Regions from separate parts of the Homo sapiens genome. Here regions 2 and 3 are each linked to region 1. The links are chromatin contacts, found by Hi-C or POLR2A ChIA-PET in ENCODE. All regions are on one chromosome and are shown on one strand. Each heading gives the region's core, a stretch centred on a gene start or an enhancer-like site at or near the end of the contact. The rest is flanking DNA. Distances are from core to core; before and after follow the strand shown.

Region 1 (4,678 bases), core at 773-3,272:
AGATGCTTCTAGCTTTCCCACACCCCGAATCCTGTGTTTTTGGTATTGTCACAGAGTACCAAGCTAGTGCAGAAAACTCAAAATAAAATTGCTGTCTCAAGCTACATTGCAAATTTGCTCTGATCCCGTTTTGCACGAACTGCTTTAATCCTGCTGCGGGTAAAGGTTAAGTATGAGCTTACTCAAATCTGCCCCCACGTCATGTTCTAATTCCTGTAGGTTATCTTAGTTAGAAATTAAGGCAAGCAACTGCGAGTCCACATGGGGGCTGTCTGCGGCCAGGGCTGCTCCCTTCGTCTAAGCCTTCAACAGCCTCGCCTGCCACCCCACTCGTGAACAATTTTCTGTTTTTCAGAGCTTGACATTCATATGTTGTTCAGGTTTGCTACACACAAAATTAATGCCATGCATTTCTTTTTTTTTTTTTTAAGAAAGAAATTAAATAAATGTCACAGTCTGGACCAGAATAAGCAACTGAAAATTCAAATTCAGGGATGTCCTACATTAATAACTATTCACCGAGGAAGCATTTCCTGTTTATACATTGAGCTAATGAGAATCCATCACTCCTGTCAAATACACTGAACACCAAATTCAAATGTCAAACCAAATGTAAGAGGTCACACATTTCCTTTGCTAACTAAAAGTGTAATTCATAAATATTATTGCTACCAAACTCTCCATCTACAACATTTGTTTAGAAATATGCACATGTAATATAAATTGTGATTAAGTTAAATGGGTATATTATTTCCTGTTTTAAGGGCTAACAGCAGCATGAATTATGCTTTACTGCAAAGAAGGGCTCAAGTCACAAGCGGGTCTGCTCGAGCCCAGCCCCACATTTTACACCCCCAGATTGTTTTTTGCACATTCATTCATAAATACTTTACATTACCCAGCCGCACTGATAACTTTCACTTCTGCTGCCTTATAAAATAGCTCTTACTGTTGAAAAGGTCAGCTAAATGGACGTAAACTTTGTATCTAGCTACACTTAAAAATAAAAGTGGAAAAACAAAGAAGATTTACAAAGCCAGGGTCTTCATTTACCTCCATAAGCACAGTACCAGGATTCAAATTAAACTGAAACTTCGCATCTGTGGCATGATTTAGTGAGATGAGACTTGTTAGCCTGGGAAGTGACAACACAGCATTTTAACTTCCAAAATTACCAGGGAGTACAGAAACAATTGGGAAGCGACCTTTCATTATTTTTGTCAGCAAATAAATTCAACTAATATCCTTAGTTCAAAAAACCTGTATACACATTAACATTTGTATTACTTTAGGAGGACAAAATGTATTCTAGCAAAGAAAACAAGGAAAGCAGAAAAAACAGAAATAGATTCTCACCTAACAACCTGATAGGGAAATGTCCTCATGGCATTCAAATAAAAGGGTGAAAAGAGAGACCAGAATCAAAGCTGACCCTTCCTGGTCATGCTCCGGCAGTTTAAGAAAGGCGTATAGTTTCATCCCCCCCGCCACCCCCAAAAATTATTACCAGTGACCAAAAATAAATAAATAAATAAAATTTTAAAAGCAAGCAAATAAACCCTACCCTCCCAGGCCTAGATTGAGAGGTTTTCTCCCTATAGGCAAGCAGGAGAGCTTTGCTCCAAATCCTAGCAGAGCCAAGCCAAATGAATCCCACGTCCACATCAGCGAGGCCTCTGGCCGGGTCTCCCTGGGCCAAGCCCACGCGGAGGAGAGCGGGTGGGTCAGGTGCTCCTCGGAGGAGCTCTGACTCATCACTGTGTTCCAAACCCTTTCAAAGGGGAGCCGACCTGATGCCATCGTGCCAGACAATTTTGCAATGAAACTAAGTCTTTGATGTCACAGACTGAGAGAGAGGGATAAGCTGGGCTCTTGAATAGATAACCGGGATGACTCCCAGCTTTTGAAGTCTAGTGAAGAGCATTTCATAAACTCCAGATTTAGAAGCAGATAATTAACAGATACCATTAAGGCTCGTATCCGTGGCTATGGCTGTGACCGCTGCCCCACAGCCAAGACGGACACCCTGCCCACGTGTCACGAGGCAGGCAGGGGCCCAATCCTTACCTGCCCTGACTTCCCTGAAAGCTTAGGCTGAATGGGCAGATTTTGGTTCAAGAACAGGTGCTTCTGGAGGATAGATTTCTTTAAAGCATGTAGCCTTCATTCAATATTTCGAATTAGGCTTCTAATAGTTTTATCCTAGCACTTGTCCATCATACTATGATAGTTACATCATCGGTTATATTAAGTGTAGCAACTTCAAATTTGTTAATTGTGATTTGAAGTCCAGTGAAAGAAATGACTTTTATCTCACATTTTTTATTAAAGTATAATTTATATAAAGTCCAGTGCTCAGGTCTTAAGTGTTCTGATCAAACAGTTTTGATGAATACACATAAAGCCACAGGACATTTCTCACACTTCCCAGGCAATCTCCTATCCCCAGAATCAACCACTGGTTTTATTTCTGTCATCGTAGGTTAGTTTTTCCTAGTTTGGATTTTCTTATAAATGGATCCCATCGTATGCACATTTTCATATGCAGCTTATGTCACTCATCATATGTCTGAGATTCATCCATGATGGTATTAGTTGTTCATTCTGTTACACTGCTTGGTATCCTGTTGCATGACTAAACCACAGTGTCTTTATCCATTCCTCACTCATGGACAACTGGGCCGTTTGCCAGTTTTCGATTTTTACGAATGAAACTGCTATGAACATTCTTATACAAGGATTTTTGTGGAAATATATTTTCATTTCTCTCATGTAAATACCTAGGAATAGAAATGCTGGCTATAGGTAAGTGTATTTTTAACTTTTAAAGGAAGTATTAGTTTTCCAAACTGGTTATACCATTTGACACTCTCACCAACAATGCATAAGAGTTCCAGTTCCTCCACATCCTCTCCCACTTTTAGTGTCATCAGTTTTTTTCACTTTAACCAACTTCTAGTTGATATCTAGTGGTCACTAACTATAATTTTAATTTGCATTTCCCTGATATCTAGTAGTTGGTGTTTAAAACTTTTTCCTGTGTGTATTGGCCACTTGTATATCTTCTTTAATGATATTTCTATCCAAGTTGTTTTGCAATTTTTAATTACATTGTTTGTCTTTTTATTGTTGAGTTGCAAGAATTTCTCTATGTATTCCGAATGGAAGTCTTTTGTCAGAGATGTGTTGGCAAATCTGTGGCTTGCCTATTCATTTGTTTTAACAGTGTCTTTGATAAGCAGAAAGATTTTATTTTATTGAAACCCAGTTAATCAAGTTTTGCTTTTATGGCCTGTACTTTCCATGATTTCTTTAAGAAGTCTTTGCTACCTCAAGGTTACAAAAATACTCTGTTTTTTTCTAGTAATTTTATCACTTTAGTGTTTGCATTTAGATCAATGACCCATATTGAACTGATTTTTCTATATTATTAGAGGTAAGAACAAAGTTTTTTTTCAAATTAATATCTAGTTGTTTCTGTACCATTTGTTGAAAAGATTTTCCTTCACTACTGAATTTCTTTGGCACCCTTGTCAAAAATCACTTTCCCATATATCTTGGGTCTATGCATGGACTCTATTTTGTTCCATTTGTCTTTTAACCCATCCTTTCATCCATACCACACTGTGTTGATTAGTGTAGTTATATAGTCAGTCTTGTGGTGAAGTAGGGTAAATATTCCAAATTTGCTCTACTTTTTCAATATTGCTTTGGCTATCCTAGGTCCTTTGCCTTTTCATATAAATTTTAAAATTATTTTGTCCAAGATAAAAGCTTGCTGGGATTTTATTTAGGATTGGTCAGTTTGGGAGAAGTGACATCTTAATGTTGAGTCTTCTAATTCATAAACATGTTATATCTCTTAATTTATTTAGGTCTTTAATTTCTCTCATCAACATTATATAGTTTCCAGTCTTTCATATCTTTCATTAAATTTATCCTTAAGTAGCTGAATTTTTATGCTACAATTACTATTTTGACATTTTCATTGTTAATTAATTGTTCATTGCTAACATATGGAATTATAATTTAATTATATCCTGCAACACTGCAAAAATAAATTATTAGTTCTACTTTTTTTTTAATCCCTTAGGAAACTCAAAGCAATCTACAGATTCAATGCAATCTCTATCAAAATACCAATGACATTCTTTACAGAAATAGAAAAAACAATCCTAAAACATATATGGAATCACAAAACTATCCTGAGCAAAAAGAATAAAAACTAGAGGAATCACGTTGCCTGACTTCAAATTATTCCACAGAGCTATTGTAACTAAAACAGCATGGTACTGGCATAAAACCAGACAAATAAACCAATGGAACTGAATAGAGAACCCAGAAACAAATCCACACACCCACAGAGAACTCATTTTTGACAAAGGTATCAAGAACATAAACAGGGAAGACAGTCTTTTCAATAAATGGTGCTGGGAAAATTGGATATCCATATGCAGAAAAATGAAACTAGACCCCTATCTTTTGCCATATACAAAAATAAAATCAAAATAGATTAAAGACTTAAATTTAAAACCTCAAACTATGGAACTACTACAAGAAAACATGGGGGAAGATCCTCAGGACACTGGTCAGAACAAAAATTTCTTGAGTAATACACCACAAGCACAGGTAACCAAAGTAAAAATGGACAAATGGGATCATATAAAGACAAAAATCT
Region 2 (4,678 bases), core at 708-3,207, 54 kb after region 1:
CCCAGTGCACTGTGCACCTACTGTGTGCAGACCACTGGTCACATCCGCAGCAAGCACTCATATAAGCCGGAGCCCCAGGCTGACAGGGAGAGAGAAGAGTGTGTCGGTATCTGGGAAACCATTTTGCAGAGAACTCACAGAAACCAGGACCACTGCTGCTCTGCCTCCATGCCTCATCATGTCATCCCAAATTAAAGACCTCTGTGGGCTCTTTGCTTTCAAGAGGAAATTCAAGCTAAATTTAATCTGCCTCAACACCCTGTCTGGCAAGCACTAGGCCCCCAAAAAATGCTTTTATACCAATGCACATAAAGCGATTCACTCACGGTACACCCACCCCCAAACTCCATAAAACCCTGCTGGCCTTATCGGCCCCTGCAAAGCTCCTACAACCACAAGACTGGCACACGGCCTGCAATTCCACCAGGAGCTGCTCTTAGCTGGCCCTCACTCACCACACTCTAGCCACACTGATGGTTTTTAATTCCACAAGGAAACCAAGCTCTGCCCCTACCCCAGAGCCTCTGCAGCATGCTAGTCCCTCATCTGCACTGCTCCTCACTTACTGGGTTCCATCCCAGTCTTTACGCCTCAGCTCAAGAGTTACCTCCCAAGAGAAGCCACTGTATCCAGACTAGGTCCCTCTATCCCATTTGTTTAATAGCACTCTTCACAACTTGCCATTGTCTTTTAGTCTCTTTGTGCTTTATCTGACTATCCTTCCCACTCTAATGAAACAGCTCCAGTAAAATGGGCACCATGTCTGTCCTGCTCACCCATGTATTCCTAGTACCTGGTACGCTACAGGTACAAAATAAATGTTTGTAGAATGGGTGGGTGAATGACTGAGTTCCCAGGGAGAGATATTAAAAATAATTACCATCATCCACAATGAATAGAGGGAGTGATGGGGTTCCCTGGTTGGGGAGGTGTGGATGGGGCAGGCAGGGCAGGCTCCTGCCTCCCTCTCAGAGACTGGTGGGACAGACAGAGAATGGCACCAGAAAACTCACCATAGGACCGATGGTGACATTCTGCCCTATCACTAGCTACCCCTGAAGAGGGCATCTCAAACAGCCTGTGGTCCATGACCACAACATGCAGGCCAGGGTCTGAGCCCTAAGGGAGGAGACCTTTCCCTTCCCAGCCTACCTGTACCTTCTCAAGGTCTGCTGTGGGCCAGGGTCACTGGTGGGAGATAGGGAAGGGCACCCTGGAGAGTACAGCAGCCATCGGCACCATGTTGACAGGCCCCAATGGGAGCCTGATCTCATCACGTCTTCCCTGCTGACAAAAATGCAGCTCCCTGGGTGGGGACACTTACAGAGAACATCAGACCCCATGCCCAACCCCCCATATAGATCCCAGCCAACATTTCCAGTTTGCGAGTTTCTCTAAGCAGATGTGTGCCAGACTGGGCTGGATTACCATTGTAACATTTGCCTTTCATGGGAGTCTAAGCTTCTCCCTCCCAGACTTAGATTTGAAACAAGCTGTGATGGATGTTCATGCTAATAGGAAGACTAACAGCTGGTCACCATTTATTTATGCAAAGAACTTCACGTGGGGAGAAACGTCTACATACCACATCATCAACTAGACACCATTCTGTTACCACGCACAGGCCTGCCGTGTGGGGCTTCCTGCTAAATTAGAGTCCTCCTGTCCCCATGGCTTCTCCTGCCCAGGGATCCCTCACTGAGGAGGAGATGAGGCTGAGGAGGGGGTTTCTCCTCGCATTCATGTCCTCACTCACTCCATGGCCCCAGGCTGGAGTATTTATATAGCCACATTGACTGCTTGCAGCCAGCGAGGTCCATTAGTAGGATGTAAACAGCTCTCAGCTCTTCAAAGGCCAGGGCCAGCCATTCTGTGGGGTCTGAGTCAGCCTGCCAGGGGCTCGCGTTTCAAGCCTTATTCATCTTCCTGATAACTTCCATAAAGGGCCAATGCTGCCTTCCTGGTGTGCTGGGCCTGCCAACAGCACCCCCAGTGGGATTTTCACAAGAAATTGGCATTCACTAAGCTCCTGCTATATACATAACTCTTTCCCAGTCACTCTGGGGAGGGAGAAAAGAGCAGAAAATACATTCACTATCTTTTAGGGCATAAGGCACATGTGGGTAAGAAATATTATGAGTCATCACACAGAAAACCCAACCAAGGGCAGAGTGACATCGGGAAGGGCAGGGTGAGCCAGGAGGGCATAGAACTTAGTGTCCAAGGACATGGGCCACCTCTAGAGAGCCTGGGGTTTGAATGCTAATTGCCTTTAACTGTGTGACCTCAGTCAAGTGGCTTAAACCCTCTGGGCCTAGGTTTTCTCACCTACAAAACGGAGATGACAGCAATAAGATTATGGTGAGGACTAAACAAAATGGTACATGGAGAACACTTAGCATGATGCCTGGAAGAGAGTAAGTGCTCAAGAAACATCAGCTGTGGTTCATTACAAGAGGAAGCTTTCTGGAGAAGGTGAGTTCTGAGCATTCAGAACAAGTGAGGAACACAGACAGACCCCTTCCCTAGCTGGTCATCTTGTCTGTGGGGTGGTGACATTGGCACACACTGCCTCTCTGATTCAGAGTACAGAAGAGGGAAAGACCATTTGCTGGTCTTCTAAGTGTGGACAAAAAAATCCACTCCTAAGAGCCACTCGGTCTTCCAGGAAAAACGAGCAATCCTATAGCAAATTAGCCCATGGAAAAGATTGCCCAAAAGTTCAGAGTCAGATTGTCCTTAGTCTGGGGTAGCCCTGTCGCTCGAGGAAGCTGAGCCTGGCCACAGCTGGGGGTCAGGGCACAGGGGTGGTGGGGCAGAGAGACAGTATGCTTCCTGGCAACACTCCCATTGTCATCACTGCAGAGAGGGGCTTGGAGGAGAGGAGCACCAGCCTTGCACTTTGAAACTGTTACTGGCTTCTGACTCAGACCAAAAAAACCAAACCAAACAAACAACTTCTTTGATTATGCTGGGAGCATGCAAAAAGAAAAACAACAACAACAAAAAGCCTTCGTCTCCTGGCCAGACTTCAAGTCAGAGCGTAGAAGGAATATCTGCATCTGTGCAGATTTTCACAAAGCACTTTCTCATCCTTTGTCTCAGGGTACCCTTACAAGGATCCAGGAAGGCAAGCAGAGAAAGCATGAGTATCATCTTCAGTTTGCAGGTGAAAAATTGGGGTTCAGAGAGGCGAAGGGACTTGCCCAAGGTCACAAGTGACAATGTGGCAAAGCTCAAACTCAAACCCAAGTCTTCCAGTGCCTGATCTAGTCCTCATTGTCTTCCCCACCTGACTCTCTTCCTACCAGTCCCAGCTGCCAAAAATCAGGGCTGTTTGGACAGATAAAGAATATATACAATAAAAAAAAAAAGCTTTCAGCCATGCATGAGACTCCATGGGAGCAAACGATATATTGCATATGGCAACTTCCTTCCCAGATGTTCCCAAGATGGCAAGAGAGCTCCCAGAGGGAAGACAACAAGTTCTCAAGAAGGAAGCAACTTAAGTTCTGCCAAGAGGGAATGGCAAAATGAACTACATCATGTTCACACTGTGGAACAGCAACAGCCACAAGAACAGAACAAGGCTGATCTTGATGTACTGGCACAGGAAGAACACTGGGGCACTGACGAGTAAGAGCCACAGTTGTGAATGAAGCATGCTGTATGATCCCATGGATATCAAACAAGCAATGAAAACAAAACCACATACTGTCTCTGGATTCATAGACACATACGTAAATGCACGGAAAAACATCTGACAAGACCCACCCTCTATCAGATATCTTCCACTTGCCCCTGCAGGGCCACGATCCACCCTCTGGGCCCCAGGAGGTGGCTCTATATGAACTGCATCAGTGGGCTGCCTTGCAGCACCAGCAGGAGACCAAAGGAAGGGGAGAGAATGAGGTTGGAATACTTACTAGGTTGGTGCAAAAGTAGTTATTTTCCCAGTCCTCCCACCAGGAGGTCTCCAAAAACTGGCCACTTCCCTCAGCCAAAGATTATGGCTCCTTTCAAGGTGCCCACACTCTCCTCTTCCAGGTTCTTGTTCTTTGGGCCTAAGGTGAGAAAGGCTTTCTGCTGTAGCAAGCCCTGGAGTGCCGCACTATGCTTTGTGGATTCCCCTGCCCACAACTTTACAATCTTGTCCTTATAGTAAAATTATCCTAGTTAGAATGTGCCATCTGTTTCCTCCCAAGACAACACTCAAGTTATCCACTGAGGGGGCAGTGGAGGAAGAGAGCAGCAGGCACTGGTAGCTGAGGCTTGGCGATCTATAGTGGCATTAGCCTTTGCAGTAATTATATGCTCGTGTGTTTACTTTGTATCATGGAAAATTTCAAGCACAGGCAAAAACAGAATAGCGTAACAAGGTCCCAGGTATCCATTTCCCAGCTTCAACAATCATCAATTCATGGTCAATCTTGTTTCAACCATGGGCCTACCCACTTCCCAGCCCTATATTATTTTAAGGCAAACCCAAGACATCGTATGTTTTAAATTTACAAGAAACTATATTTCTATATGGCCTGGGTAATTAAAATTTAATTAAAAACAAAAAGAAATTCTCAAAACTAGAACTTCTGATGGTGAAGAGACCCTGTCTTTGTTTTTAGATTTTATCCAGGCCAAGGCTTTCCCCCTCCTGTTTGCCCCAGAACCACGGCTCAGA
Region 3 (4,678 bases), core at 1,375-3,874, 45 kb before region 1:
AGCCAAGCTGTTTTTCAAAGTGGTTGTGCCATTTTATATTTGTATGAAATGTATGATCTTGCTCAGTTTCTAGAGCCTTTCAGGTGATTTTTACTGATTTTCTCCAGTTTTATCATTGCTTTTGGGGGAGAGGATTTTTCAAACTTCTCATTCCACCATACCAGAACCCAATGATTTTTTGATTAAATTATCTACAGAAAAGAGGAGGAAAAGAGGGAGGAAGCGGGGAAAGGTCAAATGTTTGTGTTGACTTACTGGCAATACTGGAGGGCAACAGATTTCAAGGGTTCAATCACCTGCCCGTGTCTTATTAGCTGTATGACCCTGGCTGGGCAAGTTGCCCCACTTCGGCGAGACTGTTTCCTCACTATAAAATAGTACTGGCAATTATAGGATCTGCCTCCTAGGTTTGTGATGAGGATTAGATAATACAGTCAAAGTACATAGTCAGTGCTTGGCCCCTAAGAGCTCTCAACTGTTGACAATGTTTTTAATGGTAAGGGCAACAAGAACAGGTTAAATTTTGTAATATCCTGTTCTATTTAAGTAAAAGATGTGTAATTGGAAAAACCACAGAGTATGCGTTCCTAGAAATGTAAACAGCTGTCTTGCCTGGCATATTTTTCAACTCACTCATTCACTTCAGGCACCTAAAATCTAACTACAGAATTTTACAAGTCATCTGTTGCCAATGACTATCCATACACCACCATGTCCTTCCATCAATAACAACCCTATACAATTGTATATGATTTATACTTTTTAAACATCTTTTCAGTATATATTTTCACAAGGTCTTCATCCCAGTGGATAGATAAACCAAGAATTCTCTCATTTGACAGATTAAGGAAACTGAGGACCAGAGGTGTCAAGTGATTCACTCGAGGTTCTACAGCAAGGAGGTGGCAGAGCTGCTTCCATTTCCTCCTCTTCATTGCATGTCACTGGTTTCTGCCCACGGGCATGGTTTCCTCCTCTCTCTCACTGACATCATTCATGTTTGTTCATTGAATGTGGAAAAGATTAGCTTTCATCCAATTCAAAGATGCTAATAACACACTTAATGTCTATGAACACATACTGATTTTATTATAATCCTGCTCCTCTTGCTGGAAGCAGCCATGCCTGGCTTGGTGGAGATTCAAGACTCACCATTACAAAGAGTAAGCTATGCTTAGGTTAAATTGGCGTTTGTTCTGAGCCCAGTGGCATTTTTAATGCATTTATAAAAATGGAAATGAGTCAAGGTACCCAAGGCCGATTAAACAGGCAAGTCAAACACCCAAAGAGCCCACAGCAAAGGCTTTGCCTGCAGATTCACAGCCCTGCCAACAGCTCCCATGCTCAGTCCTTCCGAAGGGCTCGCCTCCCAGCACAAAGCCCTATCAGGCCTGCCATCTTAGACAAATCTTCACAATGGCCTTACAGCTTCAGTCCTGTCCCTCTCACATTTCACAGATGAGGAAGCAGAGACTCAGAGAGGTTAACTGACTTCCTAAGACACACAGCTGGCAAGTGGAGTCAGGTCTCAAAATTCTTTGAACTTCTCATGCTGCTCCCGTGTTCACTGATAAAGAGACCCCCTCCTCCTGCCCATTCCTTGCTAAGCCCCCTCTGATCCAAAGAGCACAGTGTACAGGCTAAATAAGTGTATAGTACAAGAGAAGGGGTGTGCAGAACCATTTCAGCCACCACCCAAGGCCATCTCTGTGCAGCCTCTGCCCTCCCCAGGTTCATGTACAAGGTTAATTTCTGATTTGACGCCCTTGAAACAAAGAAGACTTGGAGATAGAAGACACTGGGTACAGAGGAGCAATGCCTCAGGGTCTCATGAACTTGTCAGTTTTACTATTGCTATTATCGTTTTTTGTTCTCATATGGTTTTTGGGTTTGCTGCTCTGGGAAAAGCTAATCCATTAAATGAGCGATGCCTCGTTCTCTTGAATCAAGTGTTTCACTTTGTAGAGGGCACGGAGAACAAGAAAGTAATGTGGAATTATACTAGATCCTGTTTAAAATCCAGGATAGATGAGTCAGAAAATGAAGAGCCACGTGTCTCCTCTGTCTCCTCGTCCTCTCTCGCATGCACACATATACATGACCAAAGTTCACATTCCAGCCCTGAAGGATGTTTTCTCAAGGCCCCTCTCCAAGCTGTTCCAAAAGCCTGAGAAGGCAGTCCCTGCATTCAAGCCTGTCCTGCACTGACAGCCCGCCTGGACACTGCAATAGCTTAGTGGCAAGGGCTGCACCTGCATGACCTCAGATGCCAGTGAGGGCCAGGGAGCATCCCCCACTCATCTTCCAGAAAACCTGGAGAGACAGGCCACATATGCAGCTCTCCCTTGTGGCCTTGGAGTGAGACCATTGAGATCACCTGGCCTCCAGGGCTGCTCCCCACATTCCCCAGGGTTAGGACAAGTTGGGGATATGGAAAAGGGGAACAGACGAGACACCCCAACCCTATTTTAGAAGGAAGGTTATTCACATTCATTCATTCAGCCCCAGCCAGGGCTGGCAGACAGCGTACTAGGAGCTGGTAACTATCACTGGCACAGCACTTCGTGGTTTCCAAAACTACTTATTTCCCACACGTTCTCTCTGGTGACTCACACAGGGCTCCTATTGCCAGACAGGGTAAATGTCATGCCCGTTTTACAGATGAGCACACTGATGTCCAGAAGTGACTTGCCCAGATCACAGGGCAAGGGAGTAGCAAAGCCAGGCTAGGAACCCAGAACACAGATGTGCAGGCAGGCCATGCAGGCCACACCGCCCAAGGCTTCAGAGCCGTCGGGGTCCTCTTGTGGCAGGAAAAGTGGGCTGAAGAGTGACACATCAGAAATGTTTTGGCCTCCACCTCAATTCCAGAGATGGTGGAGGTCAACATACACCTCCCTGCCTGTCCCGTCAGCACTGGGACGATCCTTTCACCAGCCAATCCCCACCCCACGTTCCCTGCACCTAACTGTTCTCATCTTTAAATGCACACATCATGAGTGGCTTCCTCATGAGAGCGCCACAGGAATTGAGAAGGATAAAGCCCACGTGGGTCTCTTCGCCATGCCAGGCACAGGGTGAAGCGCTCCCTAGACATCAGCTCAATGTATTATGATTGCTCCTCAGTGTCCAGCCTGGGCACACCATCAGGGCTCAGCACCTTCACCTGGATTGACCAGGGCCCCCAGGTCAGTAGGTTGGTGTCTTCCCTGCCCTGGCCCCCCAGGAGAGAGGAGGGCAGTGGAGGGAGGGAAGGAGGGAGAGGAGGCATCCGGCAGGGCCCTGGGCCACCTCGTGGCCAGGCATTCCCGCTCCTCGCCTTTGTCTGCACCCCTGTAACTGAGAGGCCTGTCTAGACTGAGCGGCTACTAGAAGTAATCCAGGGAAAATCTCCCTGAAACCCGATCCCTCCCCTTATCGAGGGGCAGGCAGATTAGCCTGATTGATTGAACAATGGACGCCGAGGCTTTAACACGATCTCCATGTGGCTCCCGTGCAGAAGAGGCTCTGGGCAGATGCAGGGCCTGCCTAGTGGAGGAACCTGTCCTGTGGGGTCAGCATCATCGGCCTCCCAGGCTGCTGGAGGGAGAGAGCTGAGAGGACCCACTGCTACCAGGGCGACACTAGAATCCTGACCACCACTTGCACCATGTAGGGGCTGCTTTCCCTGCACAATCCAGGTCCTTGGTTGGGCTTACGTGCTCCACATTGTGAGTGCCTGTCGTCTTCGTCATCGTCATCATCGTCATCACTACTGCTATTTCACAGGTAAAGGCACTGCGCCTAAGCAACTTGCTCAAGGTCACACAAGAAGAAAACGGTACAATCTAGAGTCGGCGCTGGTCTGTTTGACACTGAGGCCTCAACCCTTGCCCGCCCTCACATCCTGCCTCCTTGGTGTTCAGACTGTTGTGGTCAGTGTGACACAAGCCCTGGCCATTGTTCCAGATGACCCTCCAATATCCGTCAGCAAAGCAGTCCTCAATACCACCATAGGTGTAGAAATGCTCTGCAAGCCACACACACCTGGCAGCCAGCAGCAAGGCCAAAGGGCATCATTCTCTTTTGTTTTTATCTAAACCACCATGATTGGGAACTAACCTATAAACAAAGGCAAGGCTGTCCCTAGCTGCCTGCACCGAGAGCCTTCCAGAGTGTGATGTCCAAAGAGAAGGCAAGGATACTGTCACACATGGGGACCATCAGGTCAAGAATAAAAGGGTCATCCTGGCCACAATCCGTGGGTCCCCACAGGGCTGGCTGCAGGGAAGCCCCATTGGTACCTTCTGTAATCCATGTGCTCTGGGACAGCTTGCAGGCAGGGAAGGCAGAAAAGGCAGGGAGGGGATGGATGGATGGATGGATGGATGGATGGATGGATGGATGGACGGACGGACGGACGGACGGACGGACGGACCAGTCACAGCCCGGCCCATGCCCAGCACAGATGAGGCTAGCAGAGGGCAGTCCATGGCAGGAGCACTCAAGTGGGCCACACCTGACTTCCACATACCTCCACCAGTCACCTGTGACCCTGGGACAGTCACCTACCCTGTCTGAGCCACATCAGCTTCATTTTACAAACAAAATACTAGCCACCCACCCCTACCCTGCTCTCCCAGGATAGATAGAAATTAAATGAACCAACCTGCACCCTAAATGTAGGTTAACCTCCTTC

Evidence for each region. A loop is a pair of places that touch in the nucleus more often than their neighbours do. ChIA-PET counts read pairs that join two places held with the same protein, here RNA polymerase II (POLR2A). Pooled maps may share reads with other maps.
Region 2: a loop to region 1 is called in a map of IMR-90, with 4 times the contacts of the local background. The contact joins two enhancer-like sites. A Hi-C loop is called at or near these places in 6 of 168 maps with a recorded cell type or tissue (CD8-positive, alpha-beta T cell, IMR-90, ascending aorta and 3 more) and 5 of 50 pooled maps. POLR2A ChIA-PET finds 5 or more read pairs at or near these places in 4 of 52 experiments (AG04450, HepG2, K562 and 1 more).
Region 3: a loop to region 1 is called in a map of IMR-90, with 2.6 times the contacts of the local background. The contact joins two enhancer-like sites. A Hi-C loop is called at or near these places in 6 of 168 maps with a recorded cell type or tissue (Caco-2, HepG2, IMR-90 and 3 more) and 1 of 50 pooled maps. POLR2A ChIA-PET finds 5 or more read pairs at or near these places in 6 of 52 experiments (AG04450, Caco-2, HepG2 and 3 more).

Annotation. Positions count from the first base shown.
Region 1 is chr5:135,260,560-135,265,237 of GRCh38, reverse strand. All of the region lies in intron 3 of PITX1-AS1 (PITX1 antisense RNA 1), which reads right to left. Among named protein-coding and RNA genes, the nearest start is that of LINC02900, 15 kb to the right of the region's middle. Within about 2 kb of position 2,022, at least 5 of the 41 ENCODE cell types and tissues checked have a DNase peak (open chromatin) inside an H3K27ac peak, as active enhancers do; they include IMR-90, where a contact is called at or near this core.
Region 2 is chr5:135,206,235-135,210,912 of GRCh38, reverse strand. All of the region lies in intron 3 of PITX1-AS1 (PITX1 antisense RNA 1), which reads right to left. Among named protein-coding and RNA genes, the nearest start is that of LINC02900, 40 kb to the left of the region's middle. Within about 2 kb of position 1,957, at least 13 of the 41 ENCODE cell types and tissues checked have a DNase peak (open chromatin) inside an H3K27ac peak, as active enhancers do; they include IMR-90, where a contact is called at or near this core.
Region 3 is chr5:135,306,422-135,311,099 of GRCh38, reverse strand. All of the region lies in intron 3 of PITX1-AS1 (PITX1 antisense RNA 1), which reads right to left. Among named protein-coding and RNA genes, the nearest start is that of LINC02900, 61 kb to the right of the region's middle. Within about 2 kb of position 2,624, at least 2 of the 41 ENCODE cell types and tissues checked have a DNase peak (open chromatin) inside an H3K27ac peak, as active enhancers do; they include IMR-90, where a contact is called at or near this core.